Linked DNA regions of Homo sapiens: all the other regions are linked to region 1. A link is a loop called in an ENCODE intact Hi-C map of the cell type or tissue named here. Cell type or tissue: heart left ventricle. All regions are shown on one strand. Links, peaks and the distances in the headings refer to the core of each region. The heading gives the core; the rest is flanking DNA.

What was found. A loop is a pair of places that touch in the nucleus more often than their neighbours do. Peaks named below come from ENCODE experiments on the same cell type or tissue, not always from the same donor. Only the 100,000 strongest peaks of a DNase experiment are listed, where the experiment ranks them.
Region 2: it touches region 1 in a loop (20-fold over the local background); 42 of 110 quality-filtered maps call a loop at or near these places.
Region 3: a loop joins it to region 1, with 10 times the contacts of the local background. A loop is called at or near these places in 3 of 110 quality-filtered maps.

The regions. Positions count from the first base shown.
Region 1 is chr12:131,340,199-131,350,270 of GRCh38, forward strand. It overlaps LINC02370 (long intergenic non-protein coding RNA 2370), which reads left to right and starts at 7,272. Exons shown (of 5, transcript NR_103736.1): 1 at 7,272-7,463; 2 at 9,130-9,346. RefSeq lists enhancers at 316-889, 890-1,465, 6,332-6,969, 8,162-8,706 and a silencer at 5,566-5,790. In heart left ventricle, for the core only: no CTCF peak of the experiment used is centred there; a DNase peak (open chromatin) is centred at 6,103; H3K27me3 peaks cover 2,361 bases.
Region 2 is chr12:131,618,798-131,628,869 of GRCh38, forward strand. No RefSeq gene overlaps it. Among named protein-coding and RNA genes, the nearest start is that of LINC02414, 24 kb to the right of the region's middle. RefSeq lists enhancers at 4,571-5,326, 6,083-6,838. In heart left ventricle, for the core only: no CTCF peak of the experiment used is centred there; no DNase peak of the experiment used is centred there; H3K27me3 peaks cover 3,208 bases.
Region 3 is chr12:131,238,033-131,248,104 of GRCh38, forward strand. It overlaps LOC105370082 (a long non-coding RNA gene), which reads right to left. Exons shown (of 4, transcript XR_945559.3): 3 at 712-870; 4 at 1-206. Among named protein-coding and RNA genes, the nearest start is that of LINC02415, 55 kb to the right of the region's middle. In heart left ventricle, for the core only: no CTCF peak of the experiment used is centred there; no DNase peak of the experiment used is centred there; H3K27me3 peaks cover 986 bases.

The DNA of each region.
Region 1 (10,072 bases), core at 1,299-9,298:
AATGAAAATACTTGATGTGAACAAGTGAGGAGATAAGAGTGAAGGGGTGGAGAGTTCGTGGAAATGGTTTAAAGCCCACCAGCGTGGAGGTGGTGGGGGCACCTCCAAGCACAGGTGGCAGATCCCGCAAGACAGGAGCAGCAGTTAAGGGGGCTGTGGGTGAAGTTGGGGGGCGGCTGATTGTGGGGGAGCTTGTGGTGGGCGGGAGCCCACCCTAGCTCAGACCCAGGGTCTCAGGAGGATGAAGGACAGCAGATGTGAGGGGTGGGGCCGGTCCTGCGGGACTGGACAGACCCAAGCTGCCAGGGCTGAGTCAGCCAAGGCTGTGGGGCCCCCTGTGTTACTGAAACCAAAGACGATTCTACCTCCCCAAGGAAGGTATGGGAGCCCAATGGAGTTCGAATCTCCTCTGAGCACCACACTCTTTAGAAAGCCCAAACACAAATTCTCTCCCTATTTTAAAAACTTCTTCCACTTTCAGTCCCCGAAACATGTCCTTAGACTGCCTTCTGGGGACTTTTCCACGGCATGTTAAAGGTTTGGGACTTTCAGGACAGTGGGAAGACATCGCAAGCTGTGTAACAGAGGAGTGGTGATTCACCCACGGAGTCATTTCTTGGACATTTGTGAGGCTCAGGATGTGCCAGGCCTGGGGCCAAATGCCTGCTGCACTCTCTCCTACAGCCGACAGAGACCCTAGACAGCAGGTGCTGTCCTCAGCCCCTTTCTCCAGATGAGAAAACCAAGGCTTGGACCTGCCCGAGGCCCCAGCCAGCACCTCAGCGGGGCTCCTGGGTCCTGGGGTCCTGGGGTCTGGGCCGGGCGAGCCCAGGGCCCTGCTCTGAGCAGACACAGCCTGCTGCTTTTCCACGGTTCTGGAGTTAGAAAACAATGGACACACGCTGTGAAAGCTGCTCAGCCCTTTGTCTTTGAAATGGCACCAATGTGGCCGGTTCTGGGAGTTCCCGGGAGAGACAAAGTAACTTAATCTTCCAGAGACTCAGTGAAACCAGCAATAGCTCTGGTGTCTCCACAAAGTTGGACAACTTCTATCCAATTAATTACCAGAACAAAACCAGAATCAGAAAACATCTTGGATTGCAAGAGTCTTTGGCAATACAATTTAACTCTTTCCACCCCTGGAATTAGAAATCCCATTAACAGCCTTTTAAGTTTGAAACAGCTGATTCCAGCTGAGCCTCATTAATTAGCAGCACCCGCTGGCTGTCTCTTCTCGGGGCTCCTAGGGAGAAGCACAGTCACTCAGAAAATGAGGCCAGGGTGATGAGTGACACAAATGGGCCCACAGCCTGGGACACAGGGGACACATCCACATCCTGTGGGAGCAAGGCACACCCAGCTGTCTTCCCATGGGCATCTGTAAGCCCCTCTGTGCACTGGGTTTCCTGGCACTACCCTCCCTGTGGAACCTGGCCGGCTGCCAGGAGAAGCTCAGTGGGCATCATGGGTGCTGGGCGGGGCCTCCCGTCTGCCAGAGGCTTTTATGAGCCCTGGGTGACAGCAGCCTGGGAGTCCTGGAGGGGACAGCTGAGGGGATGTCTCTGCTGCAGGCCACACCCCTGGCTTATCTGGGAGTCCCCTGCTCCCTCACTCTGTCCACATGGTCTGGTCTGGGTGGGGCTGACTCCACCCCCAGGTCAGGTGTGCTCCTGTGACCCAGACCTGTGAGAGGAGAACATTCCATTCCCATGGACTGGGTGATGGGTTCCGGGGTGGGCACTTGGCTGTGTGTCCGGAATTGGTTCCTTCCAGTAGGTTCTTGGTCTCGCTGACTTCAAGAATGAAGCCACGGATCCTCACGGTGAGTGTTACAGTTCTTAAAGATGGTGTGTCCAGAGTTTGTTCCTTTAGATGTTCAGATGTGTCCGGAGTTTCTTCCTTCCAGTGGGTTTGTGGTCTTGCTTGACTTCAGGAGTGAAGCCACAGACCTTCTCAGTGAGTATTACAGCTCATAAAGGTAGTACAGACCCAAAGAGTGAACAGCAGCAAGATTTATTGTGAAGAGTGAAAGAACAAAGCTTCCACAGCGTGGAAGGGGACCCAAGCGGGTTGCCACTGCAGGCTCGGGTGGCCAGCTTTTATTCCCTTATTTGGTCCCACCCACGTCCTGCTGATTGGTCCATTTTACAGAGTGCTGATTGATCCATTTTACAGAGTGCTGACTGGTCCGTTTTTACAGAGTGCGGATTGGTGCATTTACAAACCTTTAGCTAAACACAGAGTTCTGATTGGTGTGTTTACAATACTTTAGCTAGACAGAAAAGTTCTCCAAGTCCCCACCCGACCCAGAAGCCCAGCTGGCTTCACCTCTCAATCCCCCCTCTAAACAGGACACCCCAACTGCTGCTGGGAATTGGGCGATGACAGCTCTAGCTACTTCCTGCTGGATAGGGGCAAAGAAGGGGCCCTGCAGTTGTAGTGTCCTCCAGAGGGGAACTCTTTAGGCCAGCCGGTCGGTCCAGGTGTCCTCAATAGAAGTTCTTAGTTGAGCTCATTTGGGGTTTCATTTGTAAGACCATCTGTAGCTTGATGGCCTCAATTCTAGAGGGAACAAATTTGACAAGGAGGTTAAAAATACAGGGCCTGAAGGCAAGTAATAGCAAGATGGCTGTCACAGGACCTAGAAAGGGGAGAAGCCATGTCACCCAACTCCAGAGGGTGGTATAAGAGTTTGAAAGGCATTGTCTGATTTCAGAAGCCTTTTCCGGTAAACACCGGGTGGCATCTCGTACTATCCCTGACTGGTTAATGTAAAAACAACACTCTTCCCCTAAGAAGGTGCAGAGTCCTCCTTTCTCAGCAGTGAGGAGGTCTAGGTCTCAGCAGTTTTGGAGAGTCACTGCTGCCAAAGAGTCTATTTGGGATTGTAGAGTAAGGATAGATGTCGTTATTTCTTGCAAACTGTCTGAGAAATCCTTTGAGAGTGTGTGGTAGTCGGATAATGAAGTAGATAAACTGGCTATTCTGGTTCCTTTAGCAGTAGCCATTCCTAACCCTGTAAGTAGGGGTATTAGTTGTATGGCTCTGCGCTGACAGACTTGAACTTTGAGGGGTACTGATAGGGTCTGATTTCCTGGGGCAGTGTTAATGTTGGGACTTAGAAAGACTAAGGTGCAGGTGCCTGTCCAGGTGGTGGGGAGGCAGATATAGGTCGACGTTCCACGTAAGAAGAATATACCTTGGCTGGGTAGACAGAACTGGTTGTGTATGTTAAAAAGGTGTGAGTTTGTTGTTTTCATTTTCCCATACTCCTAGAGTACTTGCCAAGGTAGCTCCGGTGAGCAGCTGGAAAGGGGTGTTGGGAGCAAACTGAGTGGCTGCCTGCATTCTATTTTCCCATTGGAGAAAAACCGTTTTGTATCCACTAGGAACCATTCGAGAGAGTGACTGAAAGAGGGGATGAGAAGGCATTCACTAGTGGTAGGGGCACTGCTGCAGGGGTTCCAGGGGTGAACAGTCATGCAGGGAGTATGTTTGCCATCACAAAACCTGAACTGTTTGTTAAGCAGGGAAGAGGTGATTTTGGGGGGACCTGAGAAGTGGACAAGCTGTCTGAATGGAGCTGTTTGGGTGACTCAGAAGTTACTATGATCAGTTGGGGCTTGAAGATGTAGGGTGTAATTACACTGATGGGGTGGCAGGTGCCCCAGGGGCAGGCCTGATAACAGGTTGCACTGGATGCATAAAGGGGCTTAGAAAGTTAAGATGGTATTCGTAGTTACAGGGCAGTGTATGGGCTTTTCATTGCTTGTGTAATAGGTGAGGTTGGAAATGTAAGAACATAAAAGTTGGATTGTGGGTCCTGTTAGGGTACTCTTGGTCCTATCAGAGATGGGGAAGCCGGCTAATGGTTGCATATTTAGAAGTCGGAAAGGGTCTTTTCCTTCATAATGAGGGTGGTAGGTTAAGCTGGTAAAGACCCAATTTTTTGTGGGAATGGGAGTGGCAATGTAAGCAGAGGTTGATAGAGAGATACAAAGCCAACAGTCATTTGCCCAGGAAGGACTGGACTGGTTTAACATTGAGTGGGTTAAGTTGAGAGTCTTGTAGAGGTAATTAGGAGCTAGAGGAAGGGGAGGGGTGATTGTATGAGGTATCCAAGGAAGTAGGAGGGATAGACAGGCAGAGTAAATAGGAAGGTAAAAGGGTGCTCTGGAAGACAAGATCATTTTATCCAGGCTGAGTTAAAGGTAGGCATAAATTGCTGTCAGAAGGAAGGAAGATAGAAAGAAGGTTAATGTGATTAGGATTTTCGTCCCGGTAGGAGCTACAGTATGTAGTCCTATCCTGAAGAGTATGGTTAATACGCTGCTTAGTAATATGATGAAATAGTAAAAGGATTCCATTAAAGGGGGAAGGAGAGGTGTTACAGATAAAGATTACGTAGGCCTTCACTTATCTTTTTAAGGAGAAAAGGGTTTTCCTTCAGGATCAGTGGTAGGAGCCTTTTTAGTCTGGGATGTTTCCTTCCGAAATAGGAGATGCAAGTCCTCCAACGGTTCACAGGTGTATCAAGACTCATCTGGCTGATCTTGGGACCCCCGAGCTGACAGTTCTGCAGGTTCCTCAGGGGTTGTGGACACTCTCACACCCAGTGCAGCCGCCTGTGACCACCCAAGGACAGTGACGTGGTGCTGAATTTGCCTCCTGTGTGACGTCAGGACCCTGCTCCCCAGTGGGGGCCTCATCCCCAAAAATGTCTCTGGAGTCTTTGGGGTGCTGCTGTTGACACATGAGATCAGTCCTGCCATCTGATCTGGCACTGCTGCTGGCCCTGCTGCTGGTCACTCAGCTCCTGGCCACCATGCTGGGGTCTGAGCCCCACGGTCGTCCCCACCTCTCAGCCCAGGCACAGGAGGGACACAGGGAGTAGAGTGGGGTGATGCCCCCGTCACCTCCCGAGGCCCCGGGAGTGAGTGCCGGGACCCTCTGTCCTAACCCTCTGCCTCCCTGGGTGTTAACCCACCTGGGCAAAAGTGCGTGGTTCAATGCCAAGGCCAGGGCCATGGGCTCGGCGTTTCCCTGCAGAGTCCCTGGGCTTCTCGGCCCATCACAGGCTTGAGGATCAGCACCTGCAGCCCGTGGTGGTTGTTTTCTCATCTGTAAATGCGGATTTGGGCTTTAGAGCTGACTCTTTGTCACCGGGAGCACAGCCTGTCTTCTCTGTTCCTTTCCTTTGTGACTCAGAGGCCCTCTGCGCCTTGGTGGGAGGAAGAGGAATCATCCTTGTTGCTGACCCCCTGTGACGGTGCTGGCTGGACGGGGTGTGCATCGTGCCAGGAGCTGGTCCCTCATTCATCCTCACAGCAGCCCTCCCGGGCTCGCCCGCCGTGACTTTCACTCCCATTTCACAGACGAGGACCCTGAGGTCCAGGGAGGCTGAGTGGGCTGCCCTCCCCAGCTGGAGCCTGGAGGGGATTTGAACTCGCGCCTCGGGGCAGAGCCTGTTGCTGGCTGGGCTGGGCTGAGCTGACTCCCCAGGGCCATCAGCTCCACTGCATCCTGACCACCTGGGAACTGTGGCCAGCACTTTTCAGGCTCGAAGGCATGGCTGCTTACAGCGTGCCCGAGGATGGGTGTCATCGTCCTCACCCTCTGCACTCACTGTACCCGTCTTTGCAGGGTGAGGGCCCTGCCGGGTCCTACTCTGGGCACTGAGGTACAGAGGGAAGCCCTCCTGCCCTGCCCCAGGAGGGTGCTGGTCTCCACCAGGACACAGATGGAGGTGGATGAGGCCACAGCCCAGAGAAGAAGGGCAAGGTGGCAGGGGGTGCTGGTAGAGGAGTAGGACTAAGGGTGGTAGTGACACTGGTGAACCCCAGCTGAGGAGGGGCATGGACTCTTCTGCACATCAATGGGGAGCCACAGTATGTTGTAGAGGAAGCTCATTCTGCCCTGGGTCCCCAGGGAGCTAAGGTCTCAGCCACATTCACCCTCACAGCTGGGCCCTCCAGCCCCTCCCGCCCTGGGAAGTGTGGCCTCTGTTTTTGGTGAGGTCACAGCTGCAGGGAGGGCCAGGGCGCTGGATGCCTCAGGCTGCAAATGGCTTCACCCAATGCCTCCGGCTGTGGGGCAGAGGCCGGAGCTAGAAATAGACCCGCAGTGACCCCCACCCCAGCCACACAGTGCAGGCCTCCTGACCACAGGTCCTGGGCCACCCCTTCCTGCTCACATGGGAGGGAACCCTGAGCTTGAGGGAGGCTGTTCCCCAAACAAGGCCACCTTGTGTAGCTCTCTGAGGGCCTTTTATAATCTCCTTCCCTCCACCAGGACAGCCCAGCTGCAGCCCGTCCTCACCAGCGACCCCTGGGCCCTTCGCCTCAGGGCCAGGCAAGCGGGGAGCAGACAGCAGTGTGTGAGGAGGGAAAAGAGCCGGACTACGGGGACCCCCAGCCGCCCGCCAGCCCCTCCCCTGCAGCCTCTCTTCCCAGATGTCAAGGTCCCTGAGCTGCCCCGTGCAGGGAGCAGGGTCAGGTGAGGTCCAGCGGAGCCCAGAAGCTGTTGCAGGAGCAGGACGGAGGAAGCCCTGGGGGAAAGGCCCGGCTCCTGTCCTCCCTGTGTCCCCTCCCCTTCCTCTAAATGCCTGCCCTGCCTCCTGCAATGGTGGGATGGCCTGGAGGTGCAGAACGAGGCTGGCCCTGCCTTCTCTGGGGAGCTCAGCCACTGGAGGTGCCTGAGTCTGGGTTCATCATTGCAAAGACAGAACCTGTTCTGCCGTCTTTAGGGAAGGGAAAAGGGCCTGGGGGAGATGGGACAGTCCCCCTCATATCATTGGTGGCAGTGCGTGTAGGAGCAGTCTGTTTGGAGGACATTTTGTGTAATATCTATTCAAATCAGGTGTGCCCAGCCTAACCTGGGGGCCAGCCCTTTACCATCCTCACACGCTCACATCGGCAGCCAATACCTGGACCGTCTAACCAATCAACTGGTTCCATTGACTCACTGACTGGCCTAACCCAACGGCATGAGCAGGGCTGGGGCCACAGGGGAGGAGCAAATCTAGACAGCAGTACAATTCGCCATGTCTCCAGAAATTCTTTAGGACATTCTATTGTGCCTGTCCAGGCTCTGATGCTGGCCTCAGCAGCCCCCATCTCCTCCTCACATGAGGTCCTGGGCTGTTCCACTGAGCCCTCCACTTTCTGAAATGAATGGGGACACGTTCTATTGTTATTCGAATTGTGGGAAATTCGACAGTTATTCGAGTTGTGGAAAAGCAGGCTCCAGAACGTCTTGGAGATATGACTTAGCAATCTGCAGGTGTCCACGGTGAGTCCTCCCCAGTAGGAGGAGACAGGAGTCTCTCTGGAAGGCGAACGCCACAGCTGCCCAGATGTTCTCCTGCAGGGGAACCAGACACCATCATGACCCAAAAGGGCTGCACTTCTCGGGGTTTGCAGAATGTGGCAGAGGTGGAAAAACTCGAAAGTCCCTAAACACAGGTAAGCAGACAGCGCAGTGGTGGTGGTGTCTCCCACACTTTGAGTCTGTGTTTGCATGTGTGTGCACACGTGTCTATATGTGCATTTGTATCTGCTTCTTCCATGTGTGCATGCCTCTGTGCATGTGTGTGTGTGTGCATGTACTTCTGTCTCTGTGCATGTGTGTGTGCATGTGTGTGTCTGTGTGAATGTTTGTGTATCTGTGCATGTGCATGGTTGTGGTATACATGCATGCGTATATATGCATGTGTGCACATGTGTGCTTGTGTGTGTCTCTGTGTGTGCATGCATATGTGTGCATGTGTGTGTGTGAATGTGTTTGTGTATCTGTGCATGTGCGTGTTTGTGGTATACATGCATACGTATATACGCATGTGTGCATACGTGTGCTTGTGTGTGTCTCTCTGTGCACGCATGTGTGTGCATGCGTGTGTCTCTCTGTGTGCATGCATGTGTGTGCATGTGCAGATTCATGTTTCTGTGTCTGTGCCATGCACGTCTGTACATATGCACATGTGCATGGGTGCATTCATATGCACACGTGTCTTGTGTACATGCATGTGTGCCTGTGTGTGAGTGTGCGCCTGTTGAGTCAGGTCTGTGAGTCCCCCTGAGGGCCAGGAGGCCGTGGGCAGGGCTGGTCCTGGAGAGCACTTCTTTTCCACGCACTTTGGCTTCCCCCGCTGAGCGCACCCCCCGCACTTGGCTGGCTGCTTTCACCCCAGCCCCGTTCCTCCTGTGCCCAAGAACCTCCTCCTCGTCTCCTCCTCAGCCACGCAGCTGGTGCAGCACAGCAGACCTGCACTGAAATGCATCGGGGAGAAAAAGGGAGGTGAAGTCAAACATCCCATCTGCTCCTGTCCACGTCCTCAGGTTCACTGCCAAGTTCTGACACTGCCGACTCCCCACACTGAAGGCAAATGGCCTCCCCGAATGCAAAACTCATTCCTTGCTTGCCAGCACCCAGAGATTCTTTCTGAAGATGTTTATCTTTTCTCATTCACTCTTCAAAATCCTCCATGTAGAGAAAATGCCTTAGAATTTCCTGAATAAGGAAACAACAGGCAGCATCCTCATCTACATCCCCTCGGGATTGCTGAATGGAATGCAGAGAGGAGAGGAGAGTGGAAAATAGCCCCTGGGTTTTAGGAAATATTAAGCAGTTTTTCAAGAGCCAAGAGCCCTGCAGGAGGCAGAAAAGGATATGATTTTGCAGTTTTGAATACGCTTTTCTCTGGGAGTAGCACTTTTCTACCAGAGGCTGACATTGGAGGGACCACCTGACATCAGATTAGACATTCACAAAAAGGCGCTGCAGGCAAGTGCTTCATAAAAAGACCTTCACCAAAGATGCACCTGACCCCCGGGCTCAGGGAGGCTCTTGTTAAATGGAGGATATTATGCCTGCTCTATTTACTGTGGGGCCTGCTTGGGGCTAATCAGAGGTTGCTTCAAATCTGTGCAGGTAGATGTATTCATGCAATAATACCTCATCTCCACTATATTGTTGTTTTAGCAAAAGATACTTTCATTCATGTTTTCATCTTTTTATTGTGGACAATTTTAAACATGCAGAAATGGAGGGAGAAGGGTATGGAGAACACCCATTTACCATCAGCCAGATGTCACAATTACCGATAACTTCCTGCATTTGCTTCTTCTCTAGATTTTTTGGAATTAATTCGAAGTACATTGCAATCACGATGGCCTTTTACTTCTAAATTCTACACTCTGCACCTCTAAAATATACAAGCATGTCCCAGGACCACCCTCAACTACTTCAGGTCCCTCGGAAAAGGGTAAGGTCAGCCAGGCTGGACACCACGCTGTGGGTGGCCTTAGGTCCTGCAAGCAACTGTGGCCACCAGCGTCGCAGCAGCAAGGTGAGCCTGAGCAGGAGCACACTGTCCCTACCTGTCTCTGTTTCTTCCTGCCCCTTGGGGTGTGGGCACCTTGCCAGCTGGGAAGCTGTAGTCTGTAACAGTGATCATCGTGCTCTTCGCTGCCGTCATTTCCAACATCGTCCGAGAATTTATGAAGTGCCGAGAATCCCTCTTACGGCTTCTCCTATATTCAACTACTGAATCCACATAAACCTGTTTTACAGATGGGCTTATAGAAGTGCAGCGATGCAAATCCAGACCGTTTAGCTTCCAAGTTCATACCCACCATCATCTTCTGCTCAACTGCAGAAGCATCAGGGTGAAGCCGGCCGTGCTGGGCTGGTGGGGCAGGTGGCAGTGGCTACCATGCAGGTCCGTGTGGGACTCCCCAGGGGACTTCATGCTGCATGATTCCCACCTCATGTGTGGACCTTGGTACCAAACTTGTGCTTAGGATTCAATTCCACATGTGAGTTATTCCACGATTCCAGTTCTGTACGTGTTTTCCATGTACGTTCACTAAAAACAGACCGAGAAACTTTATATCCAACTGATGACTCTGCCTAAGACTGTAGCAGGATTGATAAGGAATCAGAGACCGATGGGGTTGAGGAGGATATTTATTATTTAGGTACACCGGCCCAGTAGGACTAACATTCCAATGACTGAGCCCTGAACAAAGAGTTAAGTTACCTTTTAAGCATTTCATGGGGTGGGGTGTTGTGG
Region 2 (10,072 bases), core at 1,139-9,138, 280 kb after region 1:
CCCTTTCTGCCTCCTCCAAGGCTCAAGGCTTCTGAGAAACTGCTCGAAATTTTCTCAAAATGCATGCTCTATTTTCCACTCTCCTCCCCTCTCTGCATTCCATTCAGCCATCCCAAGAGGACCCACATGAGTCGCTGCTCCTTCGTTTCCTTATTCTGGAAACTCCTAAGACATCCTCTCTACACTGATGATTTTGCAGAGCGAAGGAGAAACAATAAACATCTTCCAGAAAGAATTTCTCAGTGACTGCAAACAAGGAGTGAGATTTGCATTCGGGGGGGCTGTTTGCCCTCAATGTGGGGAGTCGGCAGTGTCAGAACTTGGCAGTGACCCTGAAGACGTGGACAGGAGCAGATGGGATGTTTGACTTCACCTCCCTTTTGCTCCCCGATGCATTTCAGTGCAGGCCTGGTGTGCTGCACCAGCTGCGTGACAGAGGAGGAGACGAGGAGGAGGTTCTTGGGCACAGGAGGAGCGGGGCTGGGGTGAAAGCAGCCAGCCAAATGCAGGGGGTGCACTCAGCGGGGGAACCCAAAGTGTGTGGAGAAGAAAACAAAGTGCTCTCCAGGACCAGCCCTGCCCACGGCCTCCTGGCCCTCAGGGGGACTCACAGAACTGGCTCAACAGGTGCACACAGATGTGCACACACATGGGCACACAATGCATATACACATATGCATGCACACACAGAGACCCACGCACGCAGACCCAGACATACATACATGAATGCATATGTGCAGACACGTGCATGCACACAGACACACACACACACACACACGCACACAGTACTGGAATCACCACAACCAACATGCCACCTGCTTAATCCTGTTCGAAAGGACTTTCCTTGGCCTCAAGTTTTTCCACACCTGCCACACTCTGCAAACCTCCAAGAAGCCAGACCCCCCACAATTGGACAATGTCTGGTTCCTCACAGGAAGCTGCCATCACACATCTGGACAGCAGTGGGGCTCACCTTCTGGGAAAGCCTGCTCTCCTGCTGCAGGGGGAGGACTCACCAGACCCCAGAGTGGGAGTGTAGGATCGTGAATGCTGCAGAGCCCACATAGTCTGATATCCCGGCGGAGCAGGATCTGCTTCCTGGCTGGTGCAGCCACTGCCCAGCTCTCCTCTGCCCCTGCTCCACATGTGTGTCATCTGGGCTGTCTTGGAGGCAAGTGACAGAAAGGGGGCTTCACCAACGCCCTCACCTGAGCACCCTAAGAAGGGGCTGGCAGCATCAGGACAGGCCCAGGCTCAACCCTGCCCTCAGACAGAAAGCAGCTCAGCGGTTCCCCAGCTCAGACTCCGCAGCCAAACTCAATGTTCAAGACCCAGCTCTCCCACTTTCAAGCAGTGTGGCTTTGGTGGCATTGCTTAACCTTTCTGGGTCCCGCTCTCCCCGTCTGTGAAACGATCATGGTGAGGTGCCGTGGGGCTCTGATGAGGTTGCCCACGCCAGTACACACACAGCAGGACTTTGTGGATGGCTGGCACCGCCCGGGCGTCACCCTCACCCGGCCCTGGCCGTCAGCTCACCATCCTCATCTCAGGCCCCCTCCTGTGCGGCGGCAGAGACAGGGCTGCACGCGGCTTCCATGGGCCCTGGGCCCTTTTGCATTCGTGGGCTCCTTCCTCCATAAAATCACCTTTAAGCTTCTATTTTACAACTGGTACAAAGATGAATAGGTTAATATTTCTTTGACCTAAGAGCTCATATTTTCTTCTAATTTTAAAAGAAATTAAAACATTTTTGTAGCCCTGGAAATCCTCAGGGCTCTTGCACTTTGCCTGTGTCCCTGATGGGGGAAGGCGGCCTGGAAATGGCCCTCAGAGAGCTCCTCTTAACTGAGCAACTGCGAGGCAAAGCCTCCCTTCCCCAGGGGTTTCAGAAAAAGTCCCGGGCACATTCTCATTGGACCAGCTTGGGTCACATGGCCATGCCTGAGCCAATCCCAGGACCACAGTATGAAATATGCTGATTGGGAGGCGTGGCTTCCCACCTGTGAATCACGTGCACCAAGTAGGGGTGACCTGGCAGAGAAATACAGAGACAGGCAGGTGAGTCCTGGACGGACCCTAGGGACATCTGTTGTCCCCCTCAGGACCACATAGCAGAGCATGATACGGTGCCTGTCCACAGCCCAGGGACCCTTTTCAGCGGGTGGCAGAGCTGGCTATCCGGGGAGGGGGCAGAAGTTCCAGTCTGGTGCACCGAGAGCGCCATCCCCTCACTGCAGCCCCGCCCAGAGCCCCAGGGCTGAGGCCAGACTTAACCGCTGGGACCCAGGCCTGCCCTGGGGCCACCTCCCAGGCCAGGCTCTGTTCCTCACTGGGGCACTGTCCCTGGGGGAGGCGGACACAAGGGCCCTTGTTGTTCCTGGAGGAGGAGGCGGCGGGGAGAGCTGTGCAGTCACTGTGGGCTGAGCCAGCACTCTCCATCCTCCCCAGTCACTCCCAGGATGGCCAGATCCCTCCCAGGCCTGGAAACTGCTCCTCAGCCTCTCCCCGGGGCAGGGGAGAGGGGGTCAGGGCTCCCCTGGACAGGGAGGCCCAGCATGGCCATTCCCGCTCACGTGCCCACTGCACGATTAACGCGCATTGCAGCAATTTCCAGGCTGGCGCTCACGAACGGTGCCGCTAAGAGCACTTTCTGGTGAACACACATGCCCCTGTCTGTGGTGCAGACACCCCGGAGTGGAACTGCTGGGTCGGGGTAAGTGGATCTTCAGCTCTGGGCGACGCTGCCGGGCTGCTTCCCAAGTTCCAGATCCACCACACCCCCAGGGGGTTCCAGCCTGCAGCGGGGGCTGAGACCCACAGCTCTGCTGTGTACATGAGAACACACACAGGCACATGCACACCTACGCGCATGTACACACATGCACTCACACGCACACGTTTCCTGAATTCACACACATGATATGTGGGCTGAGGCTGTGTACACACACATGCACATGGGCACACACAGGCACGCACCAAGTGTACACTCACATTTCCTAAGACCACACACGATACGTGGCCCAGGACTGCGTACAGCTGGCATGTCTGCTTGCCTGGGCAAGAGCCACAGCCTCCTCCTGGCTCTCCTGCTGCCGCAGCTCCTGCACTCCACGGAGCCTCGCCTGGCCACACTCCCTGCACGGGGCAGCTCAGGAGCCTCGGCCTCTGGCAGGAGAGGCTGCAGGGTAGGGGCTGGCGGGTGGCTGGGGTCCCTGTAGTCCGGCTTTTTTCCCTCCTCACACACTGCTCTCTGCTCTCCGCTTGCCTGGCCCCGAGGCAAAGGGCCCAGGGGTCGCTGGTGAGGAGGGGCTGCAGCTGGGCTGTCCTGGGGGAGGGAAGGAGATTATAAAAGGCCCTCAGAGAGCTACACAAGGTGGCCTTGTTTGGGGAACAGCCTCCCCCAGCCCAGGGTTCCCTCCCACGTGAGCAGGAAGGGGTGGCCCAGGACCTGTGGTCAGGAGGCCTGCCCTGTGTGGCTGGGGTGGGGGTCACTGCGGGGCTATTTCTAGCTCCAGCCTCTGCCCCGCAACAGGGGGTATTGGGCGAAGCTGTTTGCAGTCTGAGGCATCCGGCCCCCTGGCCCTCCCTGCAGCTGTGACCTCACCAAAAACAGAGGCCACACTTCTCAGGGTAGGAGGGGCCAGAAGGCCCAGCTGTTAGGGTAGACAGCTGAGGCCCCAGCTCCCTGGGGGACCCGGGGCAGAATGACCTTCCTCTACAAGCTTCTGTGGCTCCCCATTGATATGCAGGGGAGTCCATGCCTCTCCTCACCCGGGGTTCACTGCTATCACTGCCACCGTCAGTCCTACCCCTCTACCCCCCACCCCCGCCACCTTGCCCTCCCTCTCTGGGCTGTGGCCTCGCCCACCTCCCTCTGTGTCCTGGTGGAGACCAGCACCCTCCCGGGGCAGGGCAGGAGGGCCGCCCTCTGTACCTCAGTGCCCAGAGTAGGACCCGACAGGGCCCTCACCCAGCAAAGACGGGCACAGTGAGTGCACAGGGTGAGGACGATGGCACCTACCCTCGGGCACGCTGTAAGCAGCCATGCCTTTGAGCCTGGAAAGTGCTGACCACAGTTCCCAGGTGGTCAGGATGCAGTGGAGCTGACGGCCCTGGGGAGTCAGCTCAGCCCAGCCCAGACAGCGACAGGCTCTGCCCTGAGGCCCGAGTTCAAATCCCCTCCAGGCTCCAGCTGGGGAGGGCAGCCCACTCAGCCTCCCTGGACCTCAGGGTCCTCGTCTGTGAAATGGGAGTGAAAGTCACGGCGGGCGAGCCCGGGAGGGCTGCTGTGAGGATGAATGAGGGACCAGCTCCTGGCACGATGCACACCCCGTCCAGCCAGCACCGTCGCAGGGGGTCAGCAACAAGGATGATTCCTCTTCCTCCCACCAAGGCGCAGAGGGCCTCTGAGTCACAAAGGAAAGGAACAGAGAAGACAGGCTGTGCTCTCGGTGACAAAGAGTCAGCTCTAAAGCCCAAATCCGCATTTACAGATGAGAAAACAACCACCACGGGCTGCAGGTGCTGATCCTCAAGCCTGTGATGGGCCAAGAAGCCCAGGGACTCTGCAGGGAAACGCAGGGCCCATGGCCCTGGCCTTGGCATTGAACCACGCACTTTTGCCCAGGTGGGTTAACACCCAGGGAGGCAGAGGGTTAGGACAGAGGGTCCCGGCACTCACTCCCGGGGCCTCGGGAGGTGACGGGGGCATCACCCCACTCTACTCCCTGTGTCCCTCCTGGGTCTGGGCTGAGGACCCCGGGATGTCCATGGGGCTCAGACCCCAGCACGGTGGCCAGGAGCTGACTGACCAGCAGCAGGGCCAGCAGCAGTGCCAGCAGCAGTGCCAGATCAGATGGCAGGACTGATCTCATGTGTCAACAGCAGCACCCCAAAGACTCCAGAGACATTTTTGGGGGTGAGGCCCCCATTGGGGAGCAGGGTCCCAACATCACACAGGAGGTGAATTCAGCACCATGTCACTGTCCTCAGGGTGGCCACAGGCGGCTGCACTGGGTGGGAGAGTGTCCACAACCACCCTCTTCTGCACAGGCCACAGGGGGCGCTCAGGAGTCAGGACTCTGGGGGTGAGAGAAGCCCCAGACCAGCCCAGGCACCAGAGGAAATGCATTGAAATCCTCAGGCCGGGACAGCTTCAGGCACAGCGTGATCCTGCAGCTCAGGCATGACCTCAGGGCTCTGATTTCCTGTGTCCAGGGCCCTCCCAGGCCAGCATCTCCTTGGGGCTAAGTCCACTGAAGCCGACTGACTTCTCCAAGCAGGTCCAGCCAAGTGCCCACTCCTGAACCCATCGCCCAGGCCATGAGAATGGAATGCTCTCCTCTCACAGGTCTGGGTCACAGCCAAGTGCCCACCCCGGAACCCATTGCCCAGGCCATGAGAATGGAATGTTCTCCTCTCACAGGTCTGGGTCACAGGAGCACACCTGACCTGGGGGTGGAGTCAGCCCCACCCAGACCAGACCATGTGGACAGAGCGAGGGAGCAGGGGACTCCCAGATAAGCCAGGGGTGTGGCCTGCAGCAGAGACATCCCCTCAGCTGTCCCCTCCAGGACTCCCAGGCTGCTGTCACCCAGGGCTCATAAAAGCCTCTGGCAGATGGGAGGCCCTGCCCAGCACCCATGATGCCCACTGAGCTTCTCCTGGCAGCCGGCCAGGTTCCACAGGGAGGGTAGTGCCAGGAAGCCCAGTGCACAGAGGGGCTCATAGATGCCCATGGGAAGACAGCTGGGTGTGCCTTGCTCTCACAGGATGTGGACATGTCCCCTGTGTCCCAGGCTGTGGGCCCATTTGTGTCACTCATCACCCTGGCCTCATTTTCTGAGTGACTGTGCTTCTCCCTAGGAGCCCCGAGAAGAGACAGCCAGCGGGTGCTGCTAGTTAATGAGGCTCAGCTGGAATCAGCTGTTTCAAACTTAAAAGGCTGTTAATGGGATTTCTAATTCCAGAGGTGGAAAGAGTTAAATTGTATTGCCAACGACTCTTGCAATCCAAGATGTTTTCTGATTCTGTGTTTTGTTCTGGTAATTAATTGGATGGAAGTTGTCCAACTTCGTGGAGAGACCAGAGCTATTTCAGGTTTCACTGAGTCTCTGGAAGATTAAGTTACTTTGTTTCCCCCAGGAACTCCCAGAACCGGCCACATCGGTGCCATTTCAAAGACAAAGGGCTGAGCAGCTTTCACAGCGTGTGTCCATTGTTTTCTAACTCCAGAACCCTGGAAAAGCAGCAGGCTGTGTCTGCTCAGAGCAGAGCTCTGGGCTCGCCTGGCCGGGACCCAGGACTCCAGGACCCAGGAGCCCCGCTGAGGTGCTGGCTGGGGCCTCGGGCAGGTCCACGCCTTGGTTTTCTCATCTGGAGAAAGGGGCTGAGGACAGCACCTGCTGTCTAGGGTCTCTGTCGGCTTCAGGAGAGAGTGCAGCAGGTGTTTGGCCCCAGGCCTGGCACATCCTAAGCCTCACAAATGTCCAGGAAATGACTCTATGGGTGTGTAATGCCCAACCTTGTTTTTACTAACCCTGTTCTTAGACTCTCCCTTGGCTAAGAGAGCCAGACAGACTCCATCTTGGCTCTTTCACTGGCAGTCCCTTCCTCAAGGACTTAACTTGTGCAAGCTGACTCCCAGCACATCCAAGAATGCAATTAACTGATAAGATACTGTGGCGAGCAATATCCACAGTTCCCAGGAATTCACCCGATTGATAACGCCCAAAGCCCCGCGTCTATCACCTTGTAATAGTCTTAAAGCCCCTGCACCTGGAACTGTTTACTTTCCTGTAACCATTTATCCATTTAACTTTTTTGCCTACTTTATTTCTGTAAAATTGTTTTAGCTAGACCCCCTTCCACTTTCTAAACCAAAGTATAAAAGAAAATCTAGCCCCTTCTTCGGGGCCAAGAGAACTTTGAGCGTTAGCCGTCTCTTGACCACCGGCTAAATAAACGGACTCTTAATTCGTCTCAAAGTGTGGCGTTTTCTCTAAGGTACAACAGGTGAATAGCCACTCCTCTGTTACGCAGCTTGCGATGTCTTCCCACTGTCCTGAAAGTCCCAAACCTTTAACACGCTGTGGAAAAGTCCCCAGAAGGTAGGCTAAGGACGTGTTTAGGGGACCGAAAGTGGAAGAAGTTTTTAAAATAGGGAGAGAATTTGTGTTTGGGCTTTCTAAAGAGTGTGGTGCTCAGGGAAGATTCGAACTCCATTGGGCTCCTGTACCTTCCTTGGGGAGGTAGAATCGTCTTTGGTTTCAGTAACACAGGGGCCCCCACAGCCTTGGCCGACTCAGCCCTGGCAGCCTGGATCTGTCCAGACCTGCGGGAGCGGCCCCACCCCCCACATCTGCTGTCCTTCATCCTCCCGAGACCCTGGGTCTGGGCTAGGACAGGATCCCACCCACCACAAGCTCCTCCGTAATCAGCCGCCCCCCAACTTCACCCACGGCCCCCTTAACTGCTGCTCCTGTCTTGCGGGATTTGCCACCTGTGCTTGGAGGCACCCCCACCACCTCCATGCTGGTGGGCTTTAAACCATTTCCACGAACTCGCCACCCCCTCACTCTTATCTCCTCACTTGTTCACATCAAGTACTTTCATTTAAAATATAAGGACATGGTTGCAGAAATGTAATTCCCCATGTATTATGAACATTGATATTTTAGAAACTGCCCCATCCTCAGTGTCTCCAGTAACGCCGAGACCACAGCCACTCCCCTCTCCCCATCCACCCGAGACCACAGCCACTCCCCTCTCACCATCCGCCCGAGACCACAGCCACTCTCTTCTCCCCATCCACCCGAGACCACAGCCACTCCCCTCTCCCCATCCACCCGAGACCACAGCCACTCCCCTCTCCCCATCCACCCGAGACCACAGCCACTCCCCTCTCCCCATCCACCCGAGACCACAGCCACTCCCCTCTCCCCATCCACCCGAGACCACAGCCACTCCCCTCTCCCCATCCACCCGAGACCACAGCCACTCCCCTCTCCCCATCCACCCGAGACCACAGCCACTCCCCTCTCCCCATCCACCCGAGACCACAGCCACTCCCCTCTCCCCATCCGCCCGAGACCACAGCCACTCCCCTCTCCCCATCCGCCCGAGACCACAGCCACTCCCTTCTCCCCATCCACCCGAGACCACAGCCACTCCCTTCTCCCCATCCACCCGAGACCACAGCCACTCCCCTCTCCCCATCCACCCGAGACCACAGCCACTCCCCTCTCCCCATCCGCCCGAGACCACAGCCACTCCCCTCTCCCCATCCGCCCGAGACCACAGCCACTCCCCTCTCCCCATCCACCAGAGACCACAGCCACTCCCCTCTCACCATCCGCCCGAGACCACAGCCACTCCCCTCTCACCATCCGCCCGAGACCACAGCCACTCCCCTCTCACCATCCGCCCGAGACCACAGCCACTCCCCTCTCACCATCCACCAGAGACCACAGCCACTCTCTTCTCCCCATCCGCCCGAGACCACAGCCACTCCCCTCTCCCCATCCGCCCGAGACCACAGCCACTCCCTTCTCACCATCCACCCAAGACCACAGCCACTCCCCTCTCCCCATCCACCCGAGACCACAGCCACTCTCTTCTCCCCATCCGCCCTAGACCACAGCCACTCCCCTCTCCCCATCCGCCCGAGACCACAGCCACTCCCCTCTCCCCATCCGCCCGAGACCACAGCCACTCCCCTCTCCCCATCCGCCCGAGACCACAGCCACTCCCTTCTCCCCATCCACCCGAGACCACAGCCACTCCCCTCTCCCCATCCACCCGAGACCACAGCCACTCCCTTCTCCCCATCCACCCGAGACCACAGCCACTCCCCTCTCCCCATCCACCCGAGACCACAGCCACTCCCCTCTCCCCATCCACCCGAGACCACAGCCACTCCCCTCTCACCATCCACCCGAGACCACAGCCACTCCCCTCTCACCATCCACCCGAGACCACAGCCACTCCCCTCACCCCATCCACCCGAGACCACAGCCACTCCCTTCTCCCCATCCACACTTAAATGTACAGAGGGAAAACCACAGCATCCTTTCTACTCCAATTCACAGTTCACTGCATCCCGTTTCTCCATGGAGTGAGTACTCAATGCTTGGAAGTATTTACTAATTGCCAGATTACATTCCCCACAACAAAAAACGTGTTTGAAATTTAAATAGCAACGTAATTCTTGTGTCTAAAGAGCTCCAAGTGTTAAAATACTTTTCTGGATCCAGTTATGGTCCCATTTTTAGTAACAGGCAATTCTTCCAAACAACATGAGGAATCAAATATTTATATTATGTCATGTGTACATTTCCATCGCATATACATGCTTACATCTATATAAATATACGGCATAAATCGATTTACATAATGCATGTGTAAATATTGACATATGGGATATGTAATATGGTGTGTGTTATTTATTTATGTGATTAATATATTCAAATTTTTAGAGTTATTTTAAAGGAAAGTACACCTTGTGGAAATGGATTGGGAAATTTCAGGAGTCTCATTTGGAGGGCGCCCTGCGGTCTCTGCGCCCCCTCCCAGGACGTGCCTCTGGGGGATTCGGGATGGGGGGGGTTGTCCTTCCTGGGAAAAACAGGAGCTGGGAAGTCATAACAGGGAAGGGAGACCAGGGAGCTGACTGCAGGCTCCTTTCAGGCAGGTATTTTTAGGACTTTAGGCGGCCATGCTGATGCCCTGGGTGGTCCCTGAGGGAGCGCCCGCCTCGGGGTCCCGCAGACTCAGGGGCCCTGCCTGGGCCCTGCCTGGGATTTTCCTGCCAAGTCCATGGTCTCCTTGGGCTCCCTCCGCAACTGTGCCCCCGTTTCCTGTGCTCATCCCACACCCAGCCTGGCCCCGAACACCGTGGGGCTTTTGTTCGGGGCCCCGCACACCGGACCTCAGGATTCCATCCTCCCAGAACCATGGCCACAGAATAAGGTCCGCCAAGATGGATACCGAACGCGCCTCAAACACCTGGGGGGCGGACGTGTGAGGAGCTGGCCTCTCTCCACCCCCAGCCGCCCTTCAGCCCGGCCTCCCT
Region 3 (10,072 bases), core at 1,409-9,408, 100 kb before region 1:
AGTTACTAAATATACAGAGGTTAGTACCAAGCCTGGCTGGAACACAGCAAGTACTCAATAAATGCTAGCTATCATTATTATCATGATTATAATTCTAAACATTTTGTTGGCTTTCTATATTTCTTTGTTACCTCAGGAGACAGTGATTCCCATTCCCTAGAATATTTCTACTGTGGCTCCTGGTTATTTACAAAGTGTTGTCAAATCTGAAACAAAAGGAGAAAGACAGGAGAAATCCCTGCTGAAAAATAATAGCCACCATGTCTTGGGCATCTACTAGGTGCCAAAAACTGTATTAAGGACAATTGTGATCTGTCTTTTAATTCTCACAACATCCAAGTGAGATTTATGCTATGATCTTTTTCCTTTTTCAGACAAAGAAAACAAGGCCCGATGCCTGCAGCTAGCAAGTGGCAAAGCCAGCATTTGGATCAAAGACACACCCCCACTTTTCACCATGGGGTGTTTCTCCTTCCTGGTCCATCCCTAATTACCTTAAATCTAATCCTCAGTTCTCTCTAGCACAGTCCAAAATAGGACAGAACATCTCTCATTGTAGAGTGTGCTGTGCTGAGAACTTACTTGGAGAAATGAAGATTTAAAAATTTGTCCCCCCTCTTTCAGTTTTAGTTGTTTCCCATGGAGACAGGTCTACTGACCTATCTCCATGATTACTTATTCTTTCCTTACCTGTGTGTCAACTCTCCTTACCTGGTGTCAGACAGACAGTCTGGGGAAAGCATTCTGTAGCTCCTTTGTTGAGATTTTTCTCTTGCATGAGCATTTCATCATTTCATCCTCTGTGGTCCTTTCGATCTCTCTGCTGAAATTTGCTATATTCATTCATATTCTTCAATTTTCCATTGAAGCCTTTAATATATTAATCAAAATTATTTGACATTCACTGACTGACAGTTTCATTGTGTGTGATATCTGAGTATGGGTTTATCATGTTGTCTCTTGACGTTGGATTTTTTTCCTTGCCTTTTCTTGTGTTTTGTCATCTTTGGTTGGAAGTTAGATATGCGGACCAGGCACAGTGGCTCATGCCTGTAATCCCAGCACTTTGGGAGGCTGAAGCCGGCTTATTGGTTGAGCTCAGGAGTTCGAGACCGGCCTGGGCAACACAGCAAAACTGTGTCACCACCAAAAACACAAAAAACTAGCTGGGCATGGTGGTGTGCACCTGTGGTCCCAGCTACTTGGAAGACTGAGGTGGGAGAATTGTTTGAGCCCGGGAGGCAGAGGCTGCAGTGAGCTGAGATCATGCCATTGCAGTCCAGTCCAGGTGACAGAGTGAGACTCTGTCTCATTAAAAAAAAAAAAAAAGTTAAGACATGGCATAGACAATAGAAATTGAGGTAACGGTACTTGTACCTGAATTGGGCATATGCCTCTTCTTTAACTAGGCCTTTATTTGGGATGGGAGGTAAATGATTCTAGACAGTGAGCTGCGTTTAAATGTCTCTGTTCTGTGGTTACTCTCAGTGTACCACAAAGCTTCAAATTCTGCTAGTGTTACCTGTGTCTACAGTAGGGATTGAGTCACTGGAAAATTTTTCTCAATGCTCTTGCTTCACGCTCTGCTGTAGGCTGTATTTATGAGATTGAGCCTCAGACAGGGTCTCTCTATACCAGCTTAGCCCTCTCCCATGGGTTCTGTTTTGTCTTGTCAATGCCTGCTAACCTCATGATGAGGGCTGGGGCATTCTCTGTTTTCCTGGGTCAGCATAAGTATTAGGTAGGCTGCGTGTCACTGAGACTCAAGGGAAAGGCTCACCTAGTGCTTCTGCTCCCCCTCCAGCGGCATTCAAACTCTATCTTATCGTTTTGGTGTTTCTTGTGTGGGAGTTTCCAGCCCTCCCTCAACAGAAAGCATCTCTTACAATCTGGGCCTAGGGTATTTTTGGCTGTCCCCGGGGAGGGTGTTTCTCTCTTCCCTTTGTCTAGTCACAGTGGGTCTCTGTCTATGGCCTGGAGGCAGCATGATTTGTTGTCCCATCCCCAATGCCCTCAGTTGTTTAAGATTTTTGCTCCTTGGTGAGACTGGAGAGAAAGATCTAGGAAGGCTCTATCCATTTTCTACAGTGACAACTGTACCCTTTACCCAGGCTGATGCCACAGAAGGAAGCTTTCTCCACTCTCATCCTGGCTCCAATATTTCGAGTATATAGCAAGCTCCATGGGGAAACCTCTGAAAATGGCTGCACGCTGCCCATGTACCTGTGCCCACTAGGATTCTATACTCACCAGATAGAACACACATATAGAGCCTGTAGAAACTTGCTAAACATTTTGGAAGTAATGTTCTTAACAGCACTTATAGAAGCTTTGTGTTGTCCCCACTCCCTGTCCAAGTTAAGCCAGTTGCTCCCTCCCCATCTCTCCTTGGAGGCACCGTGATACCCCAGCTATCTAATGGCTTTAAGGAAATCCAGTATGATTTTGTAGATTACCTGGGTTTTCCTTGTTGTTAGTGTAGGAATTATGTTTTTTTATAGCATTTTACAACCTCAGTGGAAACCACACATAACCCTTTTTGTTAAGGGTGCTGTTTTTTTTTCATGACCTATTAGTCAGAAATTCAGGCCGGGCGCGGTGGCTCACGCCTGTAATCCCAGCACTTTGGGAGGCCGAGGCGAGCGGATCACGAGGTCAGGAGATCGAGACCATCCCGGCTAAAAACGGTGAAACCCCGTCTCTACTAAAAATACAAAAATTAGCCGGGCGTAGTGGCGGGCGCCTGTAGTCCCAGCTACTTGGGAGGCTGAGGCAGGAGAATGGCGTGAACCCGGGAGGCGGAGCTTGCAGTGAGCCGAGATCCCGCCACTGCACTCCAGCCTGGGCAACAGAGCGAGACTCCGTCTCAAAAAAAAAAATAAATAAAATAAAAAGAAATTCATTGCTTCACCACACATAGCTAAACAGAACACTGGAGAACGTAGTTTGTGTTCTAAATAGTCATGTACTTAGCTAAATATTTTAGACAATGGAAGATGCAAGGAATGGTCATTGAGGTATAACCAGTAGACTCTGCCACACCCTGGAAGTTTCTTATTCTTCACATTTTCCCCTTAATTTTATAAATAGAAATACTAAGGTTGAGAGAAGTGGCATCCTTTGTCCCAGTCACATGATTCCACAGCATCAGAGCTGAAGCATGAGCCAGTGTCTCAAGATGGGAAAACTTACCTATTCAAGAACCAGTCCTCCAGGGCCCACTCTGCACTGTGCACCGTTTTAAACATAAATGTGATGATGTGAGTGAAAAAAACTCAATTCATGGTGACGTGATATGGGGAGAAGAGCAGACGATGCAGCAATTCACTATCTGGGCTCATCAGTGCGGCTTCCTTCATATTTCCCAAGTCTTTGCCTGGAGATAACTAATATACATGCCTAACGCTTTCTGTGCTGAAGCTTGTTATTTATATTGGGTTCACTTAAGACACAAAGATGGCTGGCAGATGAACGTCTTCACTTATCTTACTGTGAGTTATCTGATGTAGGTGTTTTAATTGGGACTAATATTTTATAAAACATATCTCATATGTATAAAAGTCTGATTAACAATTTAATTTGAGCCTGGGGTAGAAACAGGGGTTGAGGAGAAACTCTCCTGCCTGTGCAAGTAAGATTTTGCAATTTTCCAGTATCTTACATCATTCTGATGGGGAGACATTTCTAGTCTGTTGATCCATCCTAAATCCTCTTTAAATACTCTGCAGTAGTCTGGATGTTGAGGAGGTTCTTCCTGTGCTGTCCTAGGGAGGGGCAGAAGACTGGAGTTCAGGGATTGAGAGACAGTGGCAGGGAGGAGCTGCAGGAGTCACTTCAAGCACCCCAGCTGGGGGCTACACACCCTTTCCCCAGTACAGGCTGCAGGCTGCCGAGAGCCAGCAGACACCTCCACTCCAGACTCCAGGGGCTTTGTTGTTATAAGTAAAATGTTTATTTAGAAATAGAATGCTTGTTCCTCAGTACCTCAAGGAAAAATCAGCATTCAGACAAAAAAGTTTTTCTCAGCAAGACAATTTTACTTTCTGCAGAAACAGTGCTCCTCGCAGATGGAACAATGGCGAAGGCACACCTGAACAAAGGAGGGAAGCAATTTTCATCCCTTATGCAGCTTGTCCCTGCTACTGTGTCCTATCTCCATTGGCTGGAGCCAGACTGCACAATCTAAACTAAATCTGACTGGCTAATAATTTAAAACTTTCTTGAATAGGTAAAGGCAACAGAGAACAAAGGAAAAGAGGAAATTGCTTACAAAAAGACTTAGAGAAGTAATAATATTTCTAAATAGGGAAGGGGCATAGACTGTGAGCATGTCCAGCACAGATATCTTTGTTAAAGTAAAAGGACATAGAATGTACTTATTCCCATATGTCTAACAGCTACCTAGGGTAGGGCTTAACAAAGAGTTATTAAGAAAAAGCAAGAAGGCTTTAAAGAAACTATTATGTAAAACTATTTAAAAACTAGTTTAGTTTTTAAAAGAAACTATTATTTCTAACACTTATGATTTGTTCTTTAACAAGAAGGGAAACTTTGAAGATGAACTTTTTACTTTCAACACTTGTCCATGGCTGTAGCCCCACCATGAAGCACAAAACCTGGCACATAGTCAGTGAGCGGAACGTGGTTAGAATGAATTAAGGAATGCACACTACTGAGGACCTAACAACCCCATGTCCCTGAGGAGGCAGGAATCTGGGCTGAGCAACAGGGGAGGGGAGTCCATGGCTCCATGTGTGACAGGAAGTGCATGGTCAGGAAGGTTCAGCTGTGGGAAAAGAGACCCCCATATAAGAGTGGCTTAAATGAAATGGGGATTTCCTGTTATCCACACTCCAGGAATAAATTGTCCAGGGCCCTGTGTTGACCCCAGGATGTAAAGGCCCCAATCTTCCAACATGGGTGCTCCAGTAGCCCTGGCTGCCCCTTCCCTACTGTGATCCAAGATGGCTTCAGGCATCCACTCTCCTTCAGGGGCAAGTGGAGAGAAAGAAGAGGGCAGGCTTTAGGGGCATGACCTGGAAGTGCTATGCACCATTTCCTCTCTCATCCCATTGGCCAAAACATGGTCATGTGACCACGCCTTGCTGCAAGGGAGCATGGGAATTGTAGTCTTTATTCTGGGAGTTCGTGTGTCCTGCTAAATCCTGGGGACTCTATTGCCACAGAACAAAAAAGGAGGAAAGCACACTGGGGGCAGCAGTCACTGTCCCAAGGCTGTGTCCAGCGGGAGTCTCAAAGCCTTGAGGGCCCTTCCCATTTCTAACTGTAAATAATTAGAGATGAGCAAAGCAGAACTCGAGGGAAATCTCAGCTGGGTCGGGTGATCACCCACAAGGTTAGGGAGAGAAAAAGAGGGGATTTCAAACAAGCTGGAACTTTAAGTTCATGAGACTTGTTTTCCTAGAAATAATTAGATAATACAAATTTAAAAATTGAAAAAGACAACAGCCAGCTCCCTGTGGGAAGGATGTGGAAACTGCTTCTTAAAACATTTATGCTACCTCAGCCAGAAGAGCCTGCCGATAATGCCTAATGATATTTTTAAGTTGCTTTTGTGCTATTGGACTCTCTTTAGCAGTTATCACTCTTGTTATTTGTCATGACGACAAGTCATTTAATGCATTTCATAAGATCCATGTGTCAACTGTCTTCCCTTTGCAATGTGAATTCAAACACAGCAATCTCGCTAACAGCTATTTCCTTCCCTGGTCTCCAGTACCACCCAGGAAGCTCGCCTTGGGGCAGGCAGGGTGCCCTGTCCCTCTGCCCGTGGAGCTCCAGGCAGCAGGCATGGGCAGTACCGCTGCTCCATGTGCACACAAGGCCCAGACTCCACACAGGAAAACTGCCATCTGAAAGGAGAATTGGAACGCACAGCCCATCTGACTCTTGTCTTACTGAGACGTTAAACAGGAACACTCCCCATATCTGTATGCACAGAAGACAATACCGCCAGCTGTGTGAGGACCAATCTTTCTCTCTCTTTTGGTGCACAATTTTCCTGCACAATAACCACTGACTTGTCTTTCCTTTCTGAAGACAATTGTCCACCCGAGTGTCAGATGAAGGGTGAATTATCTCCGAGATACAGCGCGGGAGCACGACCATGTTTCCAGTGCTGAGGCTTCCTCTGCAGCTCTCTGAACCTGTGTCGGTGCGTCTGCAGGCAGACGCCCCAGTCTGTGCTCGGGAGGCAGCCCTTGAAAGGGAGCCAGGAGGCCCAGACACACACAGGCACCTGTGCCCAAATCCGGGCGATGATCCAGAAATTAAGCGCCCAGGTCTGTCTCTAATTGCACGTTTCAGCAGCGCCGCCCACCTAATACATCACTCTCTGATGTGAAGGGAGGGGGAAATTGCAGCCAGCCAGTCTGGTCTTTCCTCTGGAAAGGTTGGGAGATGTCAGAGGAGTGGCAGCAGCAAGTCGTCTCACGTGAACCCGGAGGTGCTCTGTGGTTCCCCAAGGGGCGGAGCCTGCGCTGCTGGGGTCTGGGATGGAGGGGCTTTGCACTGGACCACCTGAGCTATCCAGGGTGTGGGGCTCCATAGAGGCCCAGATAGGGGCTCAGGGACCTCCAGCCAGGGCAGAAGAGCTCAGGGGTGGTTTCCTGGCTCTCTGCAGTGAGTAGGGTGTTAGAAGGCACCAAAACAAGGCCCCTCCCCCTTGGATCTGCAGGACATGGGCTGGTCGTATGTCAGCTGTTGCTGCCACAGAAGTCAGGCTTCCAGGGGTGGAGTGAGCCCTGGGGTGACCTGGTGATTCTGCAGCCACTGTGACAAGGCATGGAGTGTCTTACGGGTCCCCTGCGGTCCAGTGTTAGAGCACCAAGTTACGTAACCCATGTGACCCTGGGCTTCCCAACACGGCGCAGGCTTTCCCGTAGACCCTCCTTCACGCTGGAGCCCCTTTGACAGGAAGGGTGAGATCAAAGGAATCCTTCTCTCCATGAGGAATGCCGGCGCTTGCAGCAGCTGCTCTGCGAGGGCCCGCATGTTTGCAGACCCGGACCTCAGGAAGGGAATGCAGGTGACCACAGCAGCGCATTCGGGAAGGTTCGGGGCCAGCTGGCGGCCACATGAGGAGCCTGCCCTCCCAGGTCAGTTGGTTTCCTGGCTCTGGTGCTCCAGCCCAGCGTGGCACAGCTGCCTGTGCCCTGCTCAGAGGACTCCAGGTCTCTTCTAGGACTGCCCATCTCTCTCCCTGCAGGTTCCTCGGTCAGGGATGGAGGCTGCAGAGTCACCCCCGCTCCATGGTCCAGGCCCTGCCCTCAGAGGGCAGGACAGGAACCTCCCATGTCCATCACAGGACCCTCCCTTCCCAGGAGGAGGCCCAAGTGTGGCTGAGGGCACCTTCAGAAAGCGGCAGCCGCTGCCCACACAGGACTCCGGGAGGCTGGAGACGGGTGCTCCAGAGCCTCCTCCCATTGCCAGCGCCTGCCCTCTGTGCCTCCAGTCCCTGGTGCTGCAGGGGCCCAGGGTGAGGGATCCACTGTTGCTTGAATGCTGGGGTCCTAGTTCCATGACTCTTTCTGCTGGACCAGAAGCTTCTCAAAGAGACTGTGCCTGAGCACAGGCCCTGGTGGACAGCCAGGGCTCAGGGACATTGGTTTCTTAGATGATAGTGACGTCCACAGCAGAGTCCCCACCGTCTGGCCATAGGCCACGCTGATGTAGACCCTCGCCATGGTAGGTCACGTGATCTTCTCTTCAGGCCCTTATATGGGAACCGCATCATGTGACCTCTCCAAGCTTTTCTGTGTGGGACACATAGAAGTGTTTGGGAGAAAAAGGTTCAGTCTTTTTCCCCACACCTTTCCATGGAGGCCATGCCTGGCCCTTGGCCAGGACATTGAATGAATGAATGAATGCCAGTGACTGCCACCATGTCTGAAAGAAGCCAGGGAACCCTCCCACAGAACCATGCTGGGGCTGCAGTATCAGAGGCCCAGCTAACCCTCATCTATGGCCCTCAGAGCTCACAGCCACACCAGCACCATGAATCCCACCTAGGGTTCCAAGGCCCCTGCTCACCCATTCCCCGAGTCCCGCCCCAGCAGCCCACGGAGGCTGTCCCATCGGTGACTGCCCCTGCCATTCTCAGACACGCCTGGGCTGGGCTCTGCTCCTCACTTCCTCTGTCAGCTGAACCCGGGCTGCTGTCCCCATCCCGAGAGCTCGCATCTCTGAGGCCTCAGAACTCTCCACCAGCAGCCAGCACCTGGGACTTGTGGAGGTGTCAGGGGTGTGCTGAGGGGAGAAGCATGTGGACTCAAGCAGAGGGAAGGAGCCCTCACTTGGGGGCAGGAGGGTTGGCGGCAGCTCCAGCGTTGCTCTGACCCGGGCTGAGGCTACATCCCAGGGACATTTGCAGCGGGCTCCTCTCCCAGCTCTGTGTGCTCTTCTAGGCTGATCCTCACCTGTCCCTCCTTCCTGACCCAACCCTCTGGTTCTCCAGACTTTACACAGCCTGCGTCACTGGCATTATCATGTTCATCACTTCTACTGATGGGGCTGAGTCTCCAACCAATAATTGGGCTGCATCTCCCGAGGTCGGTCAAGTGGCTTCTCCGAAATCACCCTGCAGGGTCCCTGAACTGACATTAATCAGCTTCAGCCTCAGCTATCTCCTGGACTGGGTCACCTGTATCCGAGGCTCCCAGCTTCAGCCAGACTCAGGCCTCTGATATTCCTCAGCTCGCCCTGGTCATTAACCAGACTTTCTCTCTACTCATGAGCCAGCCTCAGGCATCTAAATGTGAGTCCTTCCCACTTCTGTGCTCACAGAAGTTGAAGCGGGGCGCTGTGGGGAACCAATCTCTTGTTTTTGATGAGATATTTTCCCTGTGAAATGGCCTGCACATTGCCTTCCATTTCCAGGAGCAACGGTCCATCTGCCTGTCAGAAAGAAGACCCAGACACAGTCCCGGATGCAACCATGACTCTCAGCACCAAGGCATCCCCCCTTCAGCGTTCAGAATGTGAGTCCATGCTTTTCAGACACTGACATCTGAGTCTGTCCATCAGCAGCAAAGCAGCCTCCTTAAGTAGCTCCCACAGGACCCGGACACACACACACACACACACACACACACACACATACACACACACACACACACGCGCGCATCCAACCCCATCAGCAGCAAAACAGCCTCCTTAAATAGCTCCCGCAGGACCCAGACACACACACACACACACACACACACACACGTGTCCAACCCCGTGGCAGTGATTTAGAAGCCAAACCCCAGGTACCTCTCAGTCAAATATTTCAGGAGTGCCGGCAACCAAGTAATCACCCTAGATTCAAAGTGAGGAGAGAAACTGCAGCTTCCAACCTCTTTAAAATTGCCAGAGGATGTCAAAGGCATGGAGTGGGGTGGGCGGTCTCAGTTCTGTTACCAACGCTGTGAGTGACCCGTGTCCTTCATGGGGAGCTGAGCCTGGGACTGCTGTGCATGCAGGGTGGGAAATCCAGACTGATGGCCTGAGTCCTCCAGCAGCGCGTGGGGTGCAGAGCCCCAGGGGTCAAGGGCAGGGCTTCGGGATTATTGATCTTCGAGGACAGATCCAAGGCTGGGTCACCCTCTCAGGGGGTGGCTGTCCTGGGTTTACCTGCAGTGCCTGGGGGTCTGACAGCCCTAAAACAAGCCCCCTCTACCTCTTAGATCTGGGCTCAGGGCACCTTTCAGTACTGGGGCTGTTGCTGCCATGGGCATCTGGGCTCCTGGGTTAAAAACGGAATGGGCAGTTTTTCAAATTTTGATAAGTGCTGTCGGTTTGATGACATATCACAATGGCCACAGGTAATGGAATCCACATAGGGGCTTCACTTCTCATCATTCCAGCACCCCCCACCGTGTGTGGAAATGCACCTTCTCTTCTCCTGGGAGACGTTCCTCCCATCCAACTGTCTGGTTCCAGGAAGATACTGTGCTCATACATGACTCCGCCCCCATAGCCACCACTGATTGGTCTATGGGTGGTCACCTCACCCCAGATTGGCCTTTCTGGGACTTTTCAAACTGGAACTGACATGAAGCCAAGAGGAGGA